Linked DNA regions of Homo sapiens: region 2 is linked to region 1. Evidence: chromatin contacts called from ENCODE Hi-C or POLR2A ChIA-PET data. All regions are on one chromosome and are shown on one strand. Each heading gives the region's core, a stretch centred on a gene start or an enhancer-like site at or near the end of the contact. The rest is flanking DNA. Distances are from core to core; before and after follow the strand shown. Region 1 overlaps CUX2 (cut like homeobox 2). Region 2 overlaps CUX2 (cut like homeobox 2).

Region 1 (6,623 bases), core at 2,543-5,042:
TCTCTGGAGATGGAGGGCTTGGGGACAAGCAGGTGAGCAGTGTGTCATTTCCCAAAACACTTCCCAAAATTGAACAGGAAGCAGTGGGAGATGGGGTTTGTCACCCCAAGACAGGCATCTGAGTACCTGAGCCCAGAACAACATGGGTTTTCACTCCAAGGCCACACCTGGTGGTCTCAGGTGACACACACACATTTGAGGGTCTCATGTCACCTTCCTGGGTGTATCTGGACCAGAGCTCCCATCAGAGGCATGAGAAGGGAACAGGAAGGATGCCCAGTGCAGAACTTTCGGGGGTGCTGGGCTCTGTCCGATGTGTTGGCAAGGCTCTGCTTTTAGGATTTAATCCTTTTTATCTTGACAACAGGGACTCACCTTCTGAAGCCAAGATCTTAGCTGCCTCCCAACTTCTTCTTTTTCTTTTTTTTTTCTTGATGGAGCCCTGCTTTGTTGCCCAGGCTGGAGTGCAGTGGTGTGATCTTGGCTCACTGCAACCTCCACCTCCTGGGTTCAAGCAATTCTCTGCCTCAGCCTCCCAAGTAGCCGGGATTACAGGTGCCCACCACCATGCCTGGCTAATTTTTGTATTTTTAGTAGAGATGGAGTTTCATCATGCTGGCCAGGTTGGTCTCTAACTCCTGACCTCAAGTGATCCACCTGCCTCGGCCTCCCAAAGTGTTGGGATTACAGCCTACTAACTTCTTCAAGCCAGATCTCCTGAACAATTCCAGCTCAACTCACAAACCCACCCCGTGGCTGAGCTGGCCTTGCTTTCTGGAGGGAAAGAGGAGGCTGGAGGTGCCACTGAGCTGGGAAGCGGGGATGTGAAGCATCAGAGAAGAGGGACAGGACCACGGGATGGCTATGGGGCCTCGGGCAAGTGACTTTGCCTCTGTGAGCCTCAGTTTCCTCTTCTGGAAAATGGGTGTAAGTGATAAAAGCTCCTAAGATTCCATACGGGGAGCACCCAGCAAAGGGCCCCGCCTCCCACTCTGCTCTGTGGTGGCCATGGGGATGATAATTTGGGTAAACCCAACTGGCTTCTGGGAGAGCAAGAAAGGATGTGAGGGGTAGGGGATAGAACAGCCCGGGGCAGACAAAGAACCTCAGCCCAGGCAGGTAGGGAACTTGAGACCTCCAAGGTCTGATTTCCCCTCACCCCCACCGGAGGGCTCCATTTTGTACTCTCTAGGCTGTTGGCAAGAATGCGGACCAGACTCTGGTGATAACTGCTCTGAGCACCAGGCAGCTCTTGGTTCTCCCTGCTGATGGGGGGCTCGGTGGCACACTTAATCCTGGAACCATCACTCATCCACGAGCCACTTGTTGAGCCCCTGGCACTCTCTCTTGTCCCAGCATCACTGCTGACCCTGTCAGCCTCTGAGCCCTTGCTCGAGGAGGCTCGGACTTGCACAAGGGGACTCAGCTCCAGGGCCAGCTCACTGCTCCTGCACGGAGCAGATGCATGAGAGCAACCACCATGTGCAGGGACTCACTCCAGGCCCAGCATTTCCGGACCCTACATGGCACCCAGCATGCTCCTTCATTCTGGCTTTGAGACATTGAAAGGGTTGACAATGTCTGAAGCAGACAAAATGGAGGCTGTGAGTTTCGCTTATTTCATGGAGAGAAAAAGTAGTGATGGTAGTAACGGTAATATTGATCAATACAATTTTAATAAGAACAGCTATAACTCACACACTGAGTCCTTCACCTGCACCCTCTCATCTACCTCTCACTGCAGCCCTCAAGGAGGGGAGCACTGCTATGCTTACTTTACAAATGAGGAAACTGAGACTTAAAATGGTGAAGTCATTTCCCTCCTTACCTCATTAGACCAGGAAATAAAGACTCAGAGAAGGCAGACCACTTGCCTAAGAACACACAGTGGGTAACAGACAGGAATTTGATACCAAGAGTATCTAACCTTCATCCATTTTTTTTTCTTTGAGATAGGGTCTCACTCTCTTGCCCACACTGGAGTGCAGTGGTACAATCACAGCTCACTGCAGCCTCAACCTCCTGGGCTCAGGCAATCCTCCCACCTCAGCCTCCAGAATAGCTGGGACTACAGACGTGCGCCACCTCACCTGGCTAATTTTTGTATTTTTTGTAGAGATGGGGTTTTACCATGTTGCCCAGGCTGGCCTTGAACCCCTGAGCTCAAATTATCTACCTGCCTCTGTCTCCCAAAGTTCTAGGATTACAGGCATGAGCCACTGCGCCTGGCCACCCTCATGCTCTTAACCACAGCTGTTCCCACCCCAGGAAAACACATGGCTAGTCATTCAATAAACAGCATAAGAGATGCTATGGGGTATCTGGTGCTGGGCAGACTGAGGTGAAGTCCCTGGGTGCTTGCGGCTGACCCTCTAAATAGGAGGAGACAGACACTGAAGGCTGCATTACTCCCAAGGTGATGACAGCCAGGTAGGGGGCCAGGGGACAATTCTGTAACTAAGCCAGTCTACCTTCGTCCAGAGATCAAGAGAGCCTCCCTGGTTAAATAAGACAGCCTCCAGGCTGCACAAAACTTCCGGCACAATGAGCAAGACAGACATGCATTGAACAGTATCACATAAATCACTTCTATTGCTTAAAAGGTGGATGCACCAGCTGCAGTGGCTCATGCCTGTCATCTCAGCAGTTTGGGAGGCTGAGATGGAAAGATCACTTGAACCCAGAAGTAGGAGACCAGCCTGGGCAAACAGTGAGACCTCCATCTCCCCCCAGCCCAGAAAAATTAGCCAGACATGGTGGCACACGCCTGTAGTCCCAGATACTGGGGAGGTTGAGGTGGGAGGATGCCTTGAGCCTAAGGGGTTGAGTCTGCAGTGAGCTGGGACTGCACCACTGCTCTTAGCCTGGGCAACCGAGCAAGACCCTGTCTCAAAGAAAAAAGGTGGATGCTGCCAAAAGCTAGGTGCTGTTGCAACCGGGGCACAGGGGGAAGACACAGGTCTCTGACCCCAGTCCCCAAGCTCAGTTAACAGCAGAAGTTACTTACCTGGCAGGAAAACCAGGCTTCCAGCATGACCCTTGCCTCCCTCTGCCCGCTCCCGGTCCCCGTCCACTTCTCGGGCCCTTCCGCCACAATGAGGTGGCCAGGGCTGCTCACACCGGGCCCAGCCGCAGCCTGTTCCCCTCCTTCATGCGGCTCTTGGAGTGATCGATTCTGCCACGGGAATGGCCAGGATAATTTTTGCTTAGCTTCAAATACCTCGTTTTCAGGAATTCCTCTGCCAGAAGGTTATAAAGCTTCCTCTAAAATGTGGGGGAAAGATTAAGCCTGCTTATGGTTAATAATACACTGTCCCCTGTCCGTCAAATTGCCTGTCTGCTATTGAAAGTTCACTATTAGATACTTATTTAAACAGCCTCGCAAGGCTTCTGAAGAAAGTGCAGTTATGCATTTTTCCCCTCCTTGCTGGCGCGAACGACTATAGATAAACATCAATTGGCTCCTGCGGATCACAGTCACAGTAAATAAATTTTTCAGGAAGCTTGAGATCCGCACAAAGGCTCCGCCAAGCTCCCATTTCACACAACATCAATGTTTGGCCTCCAAGAAATAAAAGCTCTAAGGTGTCCATCGCCAGGGCAAAATTATCAATTGTCAAGTCACTTTTAAAAGAAAAAGAAGATAGAGGGTTTCAGGGAGCCATTTCATCCTGCAGCTTAAAATAAAAGGAAGAGCGACAGGCGCTTCACCCACAAACTAACCACTGGGACTTCCCCCTAAAAGCTCAGGTGTTCATCGCCCCCCCGTCAAATTTCTGGCCCCAGCCCTGCTGCCCTGGGTGAGCTGAAGCAGTCAGTTCAGCTTGGAGCTGCCGGTTCCAGCTGAGTTCAGTGACTTCAGTGACTCAGGCGTTGGGTTATTTTTACTTTCTCAAAGTGGGTTTTTTTTTTTCACTACTTTTAGAAGTGGCAGACGAGGCTTGTCTATTATAAAATATTTGTTGCAAACACGCACTTACTTGCTCACCGCCCCACACACAGTTCTCGTCTGTGTAAAAATCTCAAGTCGCCGTGGTGTGAGGGGCAGGAGATGCAAAAGCTAGGACACCCTCCTGGGCGAGCCAGAGTTTATGTAACAGCACAGTTCTACTGGAGTCGGGGTCATCTAAGCTGGGAACCTGAAACAGGTGTCATTTTCCAGATAGGGAAACTGAGGTACAGGGGAGCCAGAGGAAGTGAGACATAGAGGTGGATGTACCTGCATTTGCATCTCAGCTCCACTACGTTCCAACTGCATGGCCTTGGGCAGGAAACTTAAATCTGTTGGGCCTGGCCTGGTGCAGTGGCTCATGCTTGCAGTCCCAGCACTTTGGGAGGCCAAGGCAGGTGGATCTCTTGAGCCCAGGAATTCGAGACCAGCCTGGGCAATATGGCAAAAACTTGTCTCTACAAAAAATACAAAAATTAGCTGAGCTTGTTGGCATGTACCTGTGGTTCCAGCTACTCGGGAGGATGAGGTGGGGAGGATCATTTGAGCCTGGGAGGCAGAGGCTGTAGTAAGCCATGATCGGGCCACTGCACTCCAGCCTGGGCAACATAGTGAGAACTTTTCTTAAAAAAAAAAAAAAAAAAAAAAAAAAATCTGCCAGAGCTTTGGTTTCCTTATCAGGAAAATAAATATGGATTACTACAGCTGTCCCTTCCTCAGAGGGTCACTGCAAAGATTAGCCTCTGCCATTCCTATTTGCCAGCTTTATTATTAAAGGTCTTAGACCCTCCTAGCCAATCGCTGGCAGGACCAGGGCTGGATGTGAGAAAGGAACACTGTTCTTGGAGGCAGCAGATCCAGCCCTGATTCCAGGCCTGTCACTTTTGCTTACGGCTCCTCTCCCAGTCCCAGATTCTTTGTCCAAATGAGACCTTGGACTAGTCAGTGTCTAGCATTAAAACCCACAGTGATGTCTTCCCAACAGCCGCATTGGGAAGGTACTATTATTATGCCCAATTTACAGAGATGAAAATTGAGGGTCTGGGAAAGGCAAGCTGTGAGGAAAGGCCAATAGCCTAGACCTCAGCTCAGCCTGCTCAGAAGACTCTGCTCCTCCTGCCTGACCACACAGCCCCCTGTTTGCAGCCAAGACTTCAAGTCTCAGTGTTTCATTCAGAGACACATCTGGGACTAACAGCTGGAGCCCTTCTTCCTGCCTGCGGATGGGGGAGACATTCGCACACCCTCTCTCTTCTTCACCACAAAACTCCTAACAAAGGTCAGGGTGAAAAGGACACCCTTGCTCTCAACGTTTTCTAAAGATGCTGGTATTGGGTTGAATTGTGGTACCCTAAAATTCACATCATCTTGAACCTCAGAATGTGACCTTATTTGGAAATAAGATAAGGTCAGAAAGAAACTTAAATCTGTTAGAGCTTGGCTGGGTGCAGTGGCTCATGCCTGCAGTCCCAGCACTTTGGGAGGCCAAGGCGGGTGGATTTAATCAGTTATGTTAAGATGAGAGCATATCGGATTAGGGTGGGCCCTAAATCTAGCGACCCTTGTCCTTATAAGAAGAGACAGGTGCAAAGATAAGACAGTCATGTGGTGATGGAGGCAAGATCCTAGTGATGCGGCCACAAGCCAGGGAATACCAGGCAGGGCCGGCAGCCACCAGAAGCTGGGGGAGGTGAGGAAGGACCCTCCCCTGGAGTCTGGAGAGGGAGCACAGCCCTGCAGACACCTTGATCTTGGACTTCTGGCCTCCAGAACCACGAGAGGACAAACTTCTACTATTTTAAGTCCCCTTTAGTTGGTGGTAATTTGTTACAAGTGTCCTCAGAAAGGAACACAGCGTTCTTCTATAAAAAGTGCACAGAACCCCAGGTGACAATTATCTGGGCTTTGGGAAGGTTCCAGGCTGGGTGGGGTGAAAAACTGAAGTGGGCCCCATCAGTTGGGCAACTGGGATGAGGTGGCCCAATCCTGCACCCCTCGATGGCCTGATCTCTGTTCTTAGGGGTCTGTACAGGGAGGAGTGAACGCTGCCCGGTTGCACTTGACCTCCGCCAGCAGCAACCCCAGCTGTGTCTCCTCCGGGCCTTTGTGAAAAGGGCACGGCTGAGTCGGGAAATACACCCTGGCAGCTTTGGGGCTGCGGATCTGACTTCCCTCCGCAAACAGGAACAATGAGGCCAACCTCCTGGGGCCAAGTCCAAGACTGTCTTTTATCCAGTCCATGGTGCCCGCTCACCTGGCCCTGGCTGGAGTGGGAACACTGACTCCTTCAGCCACCTTTTGGGTGAGTCCAGTGAGTGACCCCTTACATGGATGTGCACACGGATGTGCAAACTGAGGCTGAGAGTGACTGAATTCCTGGCTCAAGGTCCCATGTAGTGAGGACACGGCGCAGCCGGGCACAGACTCACTCTGTCAGATTTCACTCCCCCGTGGCCTTAACCCAGAAGATCAAGGAGAAGCACACAGGGAGCCTCGGCACACAGTAGGTGCTCCATCAATGCTGGCTTGTGCTTGCTTAGAACCTGCTGTTTGGTGATGGCATTGTTTCTCAGTGCCTCTCCTGAGATGAGAAGGAGACCTCAAACTGGTTTTTACAATTAAAAAAAAAACAGAGAGAGTGAGAAGTAGCATCTCTGTTCAGCTGATGGGTTGG
Region 2 (6,623 bases), core at 2,359-4,858, 36 kb after region 1:
CCAGAGCTACAGGCTGGGCCGGGCTGGGCCTGAGGGAAAGGGAATTTGCTCGTCTCAGTATCCGCAAACCAGATAGAACCCCTGCTTCCTACTGGGTTCCAGCAAGTTCAGGAGTGAGATCCCTGCTTCCCAAAACTCTGGCCCATCCATGGGCATTTATTGAGCCTCTAATATGTGCCAAACTCTGTGCTTGTGACAAGAGTCAAGAAGACAGATACAAATGCTGCCCTCATGGGTCTTAAAAAGACTAGCCAAGGAACTCCAATCAATTATGATGTGCATTATTATGGGGGAGCCCCCTAATCCAGCCAGGAGGTTCAGGAGAGCCTCCCAGATCAGACACGAAAGATGAGAGAAGTGTGTCTGTTTGTACGGTGATTTTAAAAAGGGAGTTCCAGGCAGGGAGACCAGGATATGCCAAGTCTGGATGTAAGACAGCGTAAGGCATTTGAGGGCTGGGTAATAATTTAACCCTGGCTGGGGGATTTGGGGACGAGGAAGTTTATAAGAGATGACATGGTGGGATTGGATGAGGGTGAGGGGAGGTGCTCACGACCAGCCTCATAAGGTAGAAGTTTGGACTTTGTCCCATAAACAATAGGGAGCCACTGAAAGCTTTTCAGTTGGGGAGAGGGTGTGGGGTCATGATTCGGTTTCAATAAAGATCTCTCACAGCAGAGTTCAGGGTCCAAAACTCTTGGTTTTAACCAAGAGAATCAACAAAGGACACTGCCACAAGACCTAACAGAAGTCACTGCCACCTCCCTGCCATGATTTCCCGGGAGTGATTCTAAATGGAGCCCTGGACCTGCTGGAAAGACCATGTGAGTCAGGATCCCAAGGTCGGGGGCAGGGAAGGGGGCTTCCCCAGAAGTCAGGCTTAAGTCTGGTAGGGGTAAGCTGGGGAGAAAGGGGCCCATGCTCTCCCCAACACCTCCCTCACTGCCCCCACCCTCGGCATCCCAGCCAGGACTGAGGACCCCCCACGACCACCTTCTCCTTGGTAGCACCCCTTCCACATCACCCTCCCCTCCTCCTATATCTAAGGGGCTCTATCTTTAGAAAACAATCCCACCTCCTCACCATAGCCCTCAAGGTGATCTGGCTCCTGCCACCCTGCCCCCACTTCATCTCCCACCTCCCCACCTCTAGGATACAGAAAGCTGACCCTGGGTGGGGGGACCTAGGAAAGTCAGAAGAGTCACGTGCCCCATTTGGAAGGTGAGGGAAACTGAGGCATCAATGGGGCCCTCATAGAAAACAAAATGGTCCAGGAATCAGGCAGTAGTCCTGCTCCCCTCACTGGGAGTTGGCCTGGCTATCTCTGCCAAGAAGCCCCTCGCTGGGGCCAGGGGCACCTAGCCTTATCAAGAACATTTGGGCGATATGGTTATTTCTACCCAGTTTGCTCCGTGTGGAGTCTGCACATTTTTTCAGAGACTGGGCCCAATTCCAGAATGGAAATGTAGCCCTCCTCCCCTCCCACCTCCCCGAGAAGCCCTGCAAAGAGGGGCCCCCTCCAGCTGACCAGTGTGGCAGGTGCCACTGTCAGAGACATTTGAACCAGAGCGACTCCATTTTGAGTGAGGGCTGGAAAATGAGGCTGGTACCTGCTGGGCTGCATCCTCAGAAAGTTCAGCATTCCGAGCCTCTAGATGTTTACGGTTAAGGGAACAAATTAATAATGTTTACTAAACACACCCAGACTTGGGAGTGTCCAGATATCCCAATATTTGGAGAACAAAGGGATTCCTAATTTTGCTTTAAAGATAACAATATTGATTATTGCAAAATATAGTAATTAAGAAAATTAATCCTTTATCACAAACCCTTGTCACAGAGCATATCTCCCCATATATATGAGTATTGTACCTAGGGTGGATGTGTTCCTCCTCTTATTTTCAGGAATGTCCTACTCTGTCTATGGAGTAGCTGTTCTTTCACCATTTTACTTTCTTAATAAACTTGCTTTTACTTTGCACTGCGGTCTCTCCCTGAATTCTTTCTTGCGTGAGATCTTGGGGTCTCGCTCGGGACCCCCTTCCTGTAACACCACTATCTGCAAGGGTGCACTAAAACGTCTCCTTGGGCCCCACCCTTTCAGCCACCCTCCAGCTTCTCCTGTATCTGAGATGAGAGAATTGCTCCCTCTCTGTCTCTCTCTCTGTCTGTCTGTCTCTCTCTCTCTCTCTCTGTCTCTCTCTCTCTGTGTCTCTTCAGTGTTCTCCCTTCCTCCCCAGCCAGGGAAATGGAGGTAAAAATCTCCCAAGATCCCCAATTTAAAGTAAAGTCAGATCTTTCTCTCTTCCCTTTCCTCACTACCTAATAATCACACTTGTGTGAAGTTGATGCTCTACATAACGAAGAGAGAGGCCTCCTTGGAGAGGGTACAATCAGACAATTTTTAAGATCATGGAGCATTAGACCATTCCCAACTGGGTTTACTAATCAAACAGCCAAATCCTTCATAACCAGCCAATCCCTACAGGGCAATTAAATCCTTCCCCTTTAAAACACTTGCCACACTGTCTGGGGACAGAAAGAAAAATTTGCAAAATTCATTTGATAAATTAGCCAGGGAAAAGAAAGGAGTGAATCAAGCTTTGTTCTTTTCATTTTTTTTAATTATGGAATTCACAATGCCTGAATAATGTTTAATAAGAACTATGAAAATTCCTAACAGTATTACAACACAACACAAAAGAATTAACCTGGTTACCGTGAAAAATTGCATATTTAATTAAGAACAGAGAGTTCAAAACTATCCAGAGATTTCAAAAGTGCTGTTGCCTGAGGGGCCAAATTACATGCTTCCAGGGCTGCTAACGGAGTTAGCGCGTTCAGTCATTACCCAGGCGTCCCCATTAAGTGACTCTGGGCAGATGACATCAAATTCATTTCAAAAGCACCAGGAACTGAAGCATTCACTTGGGTAGTTTAAGGGAAAGCAACTATCCTGCTGGTAGAAATCAGACCCCTTGTTGATAAAGGCAATAATTAAAGAATAATGTTAATTAGCTGCTTTTATTTGAAGAAAAGTACGGTAGTTGGAGTGCTTCCAGGCTGTTGAGGTGGGAGTCACTCTTTCTGGCAGAAGGGGAGGCTGCTGGCAGAAGTGGGGAGCGAGGGGCCCACAGGAAGACAGGAAGATGGTGGAGGCTAGGGCAGGGAGAAAGATGGGGCCCGTGTAAGGAGGTCTGGGTCCCCACGTTGGAATCGGCCTGGTCACCCTGAGGCCCTCAAGAGGGCAGCTTGGAAAGCAAGGAAAGGTGGTGCTGTCAGCATCTAGGGCCCTGTCACTGGCAGGCCCACTTCCATCATGGCAGACAAAGCCAGATCTCCAGTGGCCACTTCCTGTCACACCCACTCCACTCCACTCACATAGCCGTCTCTGTCCCACTAACTTCCCTCACATAATCTCCTGCCACACCCATTGCCCTCACACAGCTTCCTGTAACATCCACTCCAGCTTGGTAACTTCCTGTCATACTGACTCCCCCACACAATTTCTTGTCACACTTACTTGCTACTGGGCCACTTCCTATCACACCCACTGCAGCTCAGGCCATTTCCTGTCATACTCACTCTCGTCACACAACCTCCCGTCACAACCATTGCAGCTTGGCCATTTTCTGTCACACTCACTCCCTACTTGGCCACTTCCTGTCACACTCCCCCACACAATCTCCTGTCACACTGAATTCCCTCACACAACCTCTTGTCACAACCATTCCAGCTTGGCCACCGCTTGTTACACTCTGTCCCCCACACATCCTCCTGTCACACCCACTCCCTACTTGGCTACTTCCTGTCACACCAACTCACCTCACACAACCTCCTGTCACATCTACTCTCCTGCTCAGCCACTTCCTGCCGCACTGGCTCCCTTTACAGCCTGTCACAACCAGCCTGAGTCACCTGAATCACCACCACCATCGCCCTCACTGTAGCCAACTGTCTTTTCTAAAGATGGCTGCCATAATATCCCTCGCCACCAAGGCTTCCTGCAAGGTGACCTTGACACTCCTTCCACCCAGTGGTGGGATCTACGTCCTCCTCCCTTTGAACCTGGGCCCACCTTTGTTACTGCCCCAATCAGCAGAGTAGATGGAAGTGATACTAGCAACTTGCAAGGCAAGAGCATGAAAACACCTGCACTTCCACCTGGCTCTCTCAGGATGTTGCCTCTCGGAACCCAGCCACCATGCTGTGAGGAAGCCCAAAGGAGAACACACAGAGAGACCCTGCAGAGAGGCCATAAACTGGGGTTCCCACAGGTAGCTGAGGTTCCAGCCAACAGCCAGCATCAATTGCCAGATGTGGGAGTTGTCAAATTACCCGCAAATGTTGAATCTGCCCAGATGAAGCCACAGCTATCATGGAGTGGGGACAAGCTGAACCAACTGGGCTCCGTCCTAATTCCAGCCCACAGAATCAGGTATACAAGAGTTGTTTCTGTCCACTAAGTTTGGGGTGGCTTGCTACCCAGCAACAAATGACTGCTGCGTTTACAGAGACACATGCAGTCACACATGTTAAGAACAGTCCTCGTCTCTAGCATCCTCCTTCCCTGACAGATCCATCCAAGAGGCCGGCATGAGAAACGCATCCATGGATCTGTCCACCAGTGACAAGAACACCCAAAGAAAGCCACAATTGGCCTCCGCCTTTTGCCTCGGATCTCAACAGCCCCCGAGGTCTCCAGGGGCATAGCAAACAATCTAGCTATGGAGGGGAAAGAACGCAGGAAGCCCCATGTTACAGAAGATAACACTGAGAGCCACGCAGCTAAGTGGCCTGCTCAGGACCATGGCTGCTTCACGGCAGAGCTAGGCTGCGATCAGCCCGACTCCCAGCGAAGTGGTTTGATTCTCATTAGCAAGGTGCCTAATTAGGGCAGCTCATCAATACATCCCACAGAAACAAATTATCCTCTGGCTCAAGCCTACTTACCTGTAGGGAGGCTGGGCCAGCCCCAACCTTCTAGGGGTGCCATCCTGGGCAGGGGACAGGAAACGTGCGCCGATGGGACCGCTGGGGCAGTCGGGCAAGCTCCGGGGGCTGGGGGAAGGGGGGCTGCCTTCCTCAGGTGCCCCACCTTGGGGGCCAGGCGGGAGGCAGGAGCTGGGCCTTGGTTTCTCTCCTCGCCCCCTCCAGGGAGGCAGACGGCCTCAGCAGGCCTCACCCACTGTGATATGCCAAGATGCTCTGCTCTGCTCAGAGAATAATTTTTTTCCAGAGATGAATTTCACAAAGTAGGCCAAGGGCCGTGGGACCAACCCCCTTGCTTGCAGAGGCTGAAGAGGATATCCTCCGAGGGCCGGGGCCGCCTCATTGCGACTTCCAGGCTGCTGGCCCGAGGGTCCCAGGGTCCAGCTACCCCAGGATAGGAAGGACAGGAAATTGGCCTAGTCCCCCAGTGTATGCTGCTATGGTGACCAGCTCTGACGGTGGCCTCTGGGACTCTGACATCCCTGATGCTTGTCCCAGTAATTTGGGCCCAGGCCCCGACTCCTGCCAGACAACATGGTCCACCAAGAGCCACCCATCATCACATTAGACCTTTATGAGGCCAATCTGCACATACAGCAGCTTCTGGGGAGAAAAGAGGGAACCTGGACATGTAGTAGCCCTGTCCCAATGATACACAGTCTCTGCTTTGCATAGTAAAGAGAAATAACAAGAGACAGGAGAGCGTACGAACATGGACTGTGGAGTCAGACTGCCTGGCTCTGCTGTGTGGCCTTGCACAAGTCACTTAACCTTTCTGTGCCTCAGCTTCCTCCTCTGCAAAATGGGAATATTAAGAGTGTCTAGGGCCGGGTGTGGTGGCTCATGCCTGTAATCCCAGCACTTTGGGAGGCTGAGGGAGGTGGATCGCCTGAGGTCAGGAGTTCAAGACCAGCCTGGCCAACATGGTGAAACTTCGTCTCTACTAAAAATACAAAAATTAGGCGGGCGTGGTGGTGTGCGCCTGTAATCCTAGCTACTCAGGAGGCTGATGTGAGAGAATCTCTTGAACCCGGGAGGCAGAGGCTGCCGTGAGCCAAGATCACACCACTGCACTCCAGCCTCAGTGACAGAGTGAGACTCCATCTCAAAAAAGAATGTCTACAGCATAGAATTGTGATGGGAATTAAACCACTAAATGATGGTATTTAGAAAGTACTTAGAGTCACATAAGCCACCCTTGGCAAGTGCTTGTTAAACTAGAAATAAATAAAAATAAAATTTAAAAAAATTTAAAAAGCTCTTCTGAGCTGCTCTCATTGCTGAAAGGTCATGTAAATTCTGCCCATTATCTGGAATGGCTATACTGAGGCCAGAGAAGGCAGAGTCACCTCCACACCAGTCACAAAGTTGGCACAGCTAATGCCTAGGGTGAGGTTGCTATTATAACTCACACGCTTATATGAGGGCCACACTGAAAGCTGCACAGGGAGGCCTGGGCTCAGCAGAGGTTTTGCAAAATGGGAAACCCACACCCCCAGAACCCAGCCCTGTGTGAAATGCAGGCCCGGGGACGCCAGCTCTCACACTGAAGAGAAAGCCAGGAATCTGTTTTTTGTTTTTGTTTTTGTTTTTGTTTTGAGATGGAGTCTTGTTCTGTCACCCAGGCTGGA

The links. Hi-C counts contacts between places; a loop is a spot of excess contacts on that map. ChIA-PET counts read pairs that join two places held with the same protein, here RNA polymerase II (POLR2A). Pooled maps may share reads with other maps.
Region 2: a pooled map shows a loop between it and region 1 (5-fold over the local background). The contact joins two enhancer-like sites. A Hi-C loop is called at or near these places in 1 of 168 maps with a recorded cell type or tissue (OCI-LY7), 1 of 37 single-sample maps with no recorded cell type and 8 of 50 pooled maps. POLR2A ChIA-PET finds 5 or more read pairs at or near these places in 7 of 52 experiments (CD4-positive, alpha-beta T cell, CD4-positive, alpha-beta memory T cell, K562 and 4 more).

The regions. Positions count from the first base shown.
Region 1 is chr12:111,090,785-111,097,407 of GRCh38, reverse strand. All of the region lies in intron 1 of CUX2 (cut like homeobox 2), which reads right to left. Among named protein-coding and RNA genes, the nearest start is that of CUX2, 60 kb to the right of the region's middle. Within about 2 kb of position 3,792, at least 2 of the 41 ENCODE cell types and tissues checked have a DNase peak (open chromatin) inside an H3K27ac peak, as active enhancers do; they include OCI-LY7, where a contact is called at or near this core.
Region 2 is chr12:111,054,121-111,060,743 of GRCh38, reverse strand. All of the region lies in intron 1 of CUX2 (cut like homeobox 2), which reads right to left. Among named protein-coding and RNA genes, the nearest start is that of CUX2, 23 kb to the right of the region's middle. RefSeq lists enhancers at 1-186, 2,296-3,151. Within about 2 kb of position 3,608, at least 9 of the 41 ENCODE cell types and tissues checked have a DNase peak (open chromatin) inside an H3K27ac peak, as active enhancers do; they include OCI-LY7, where a contact is called at or near this core.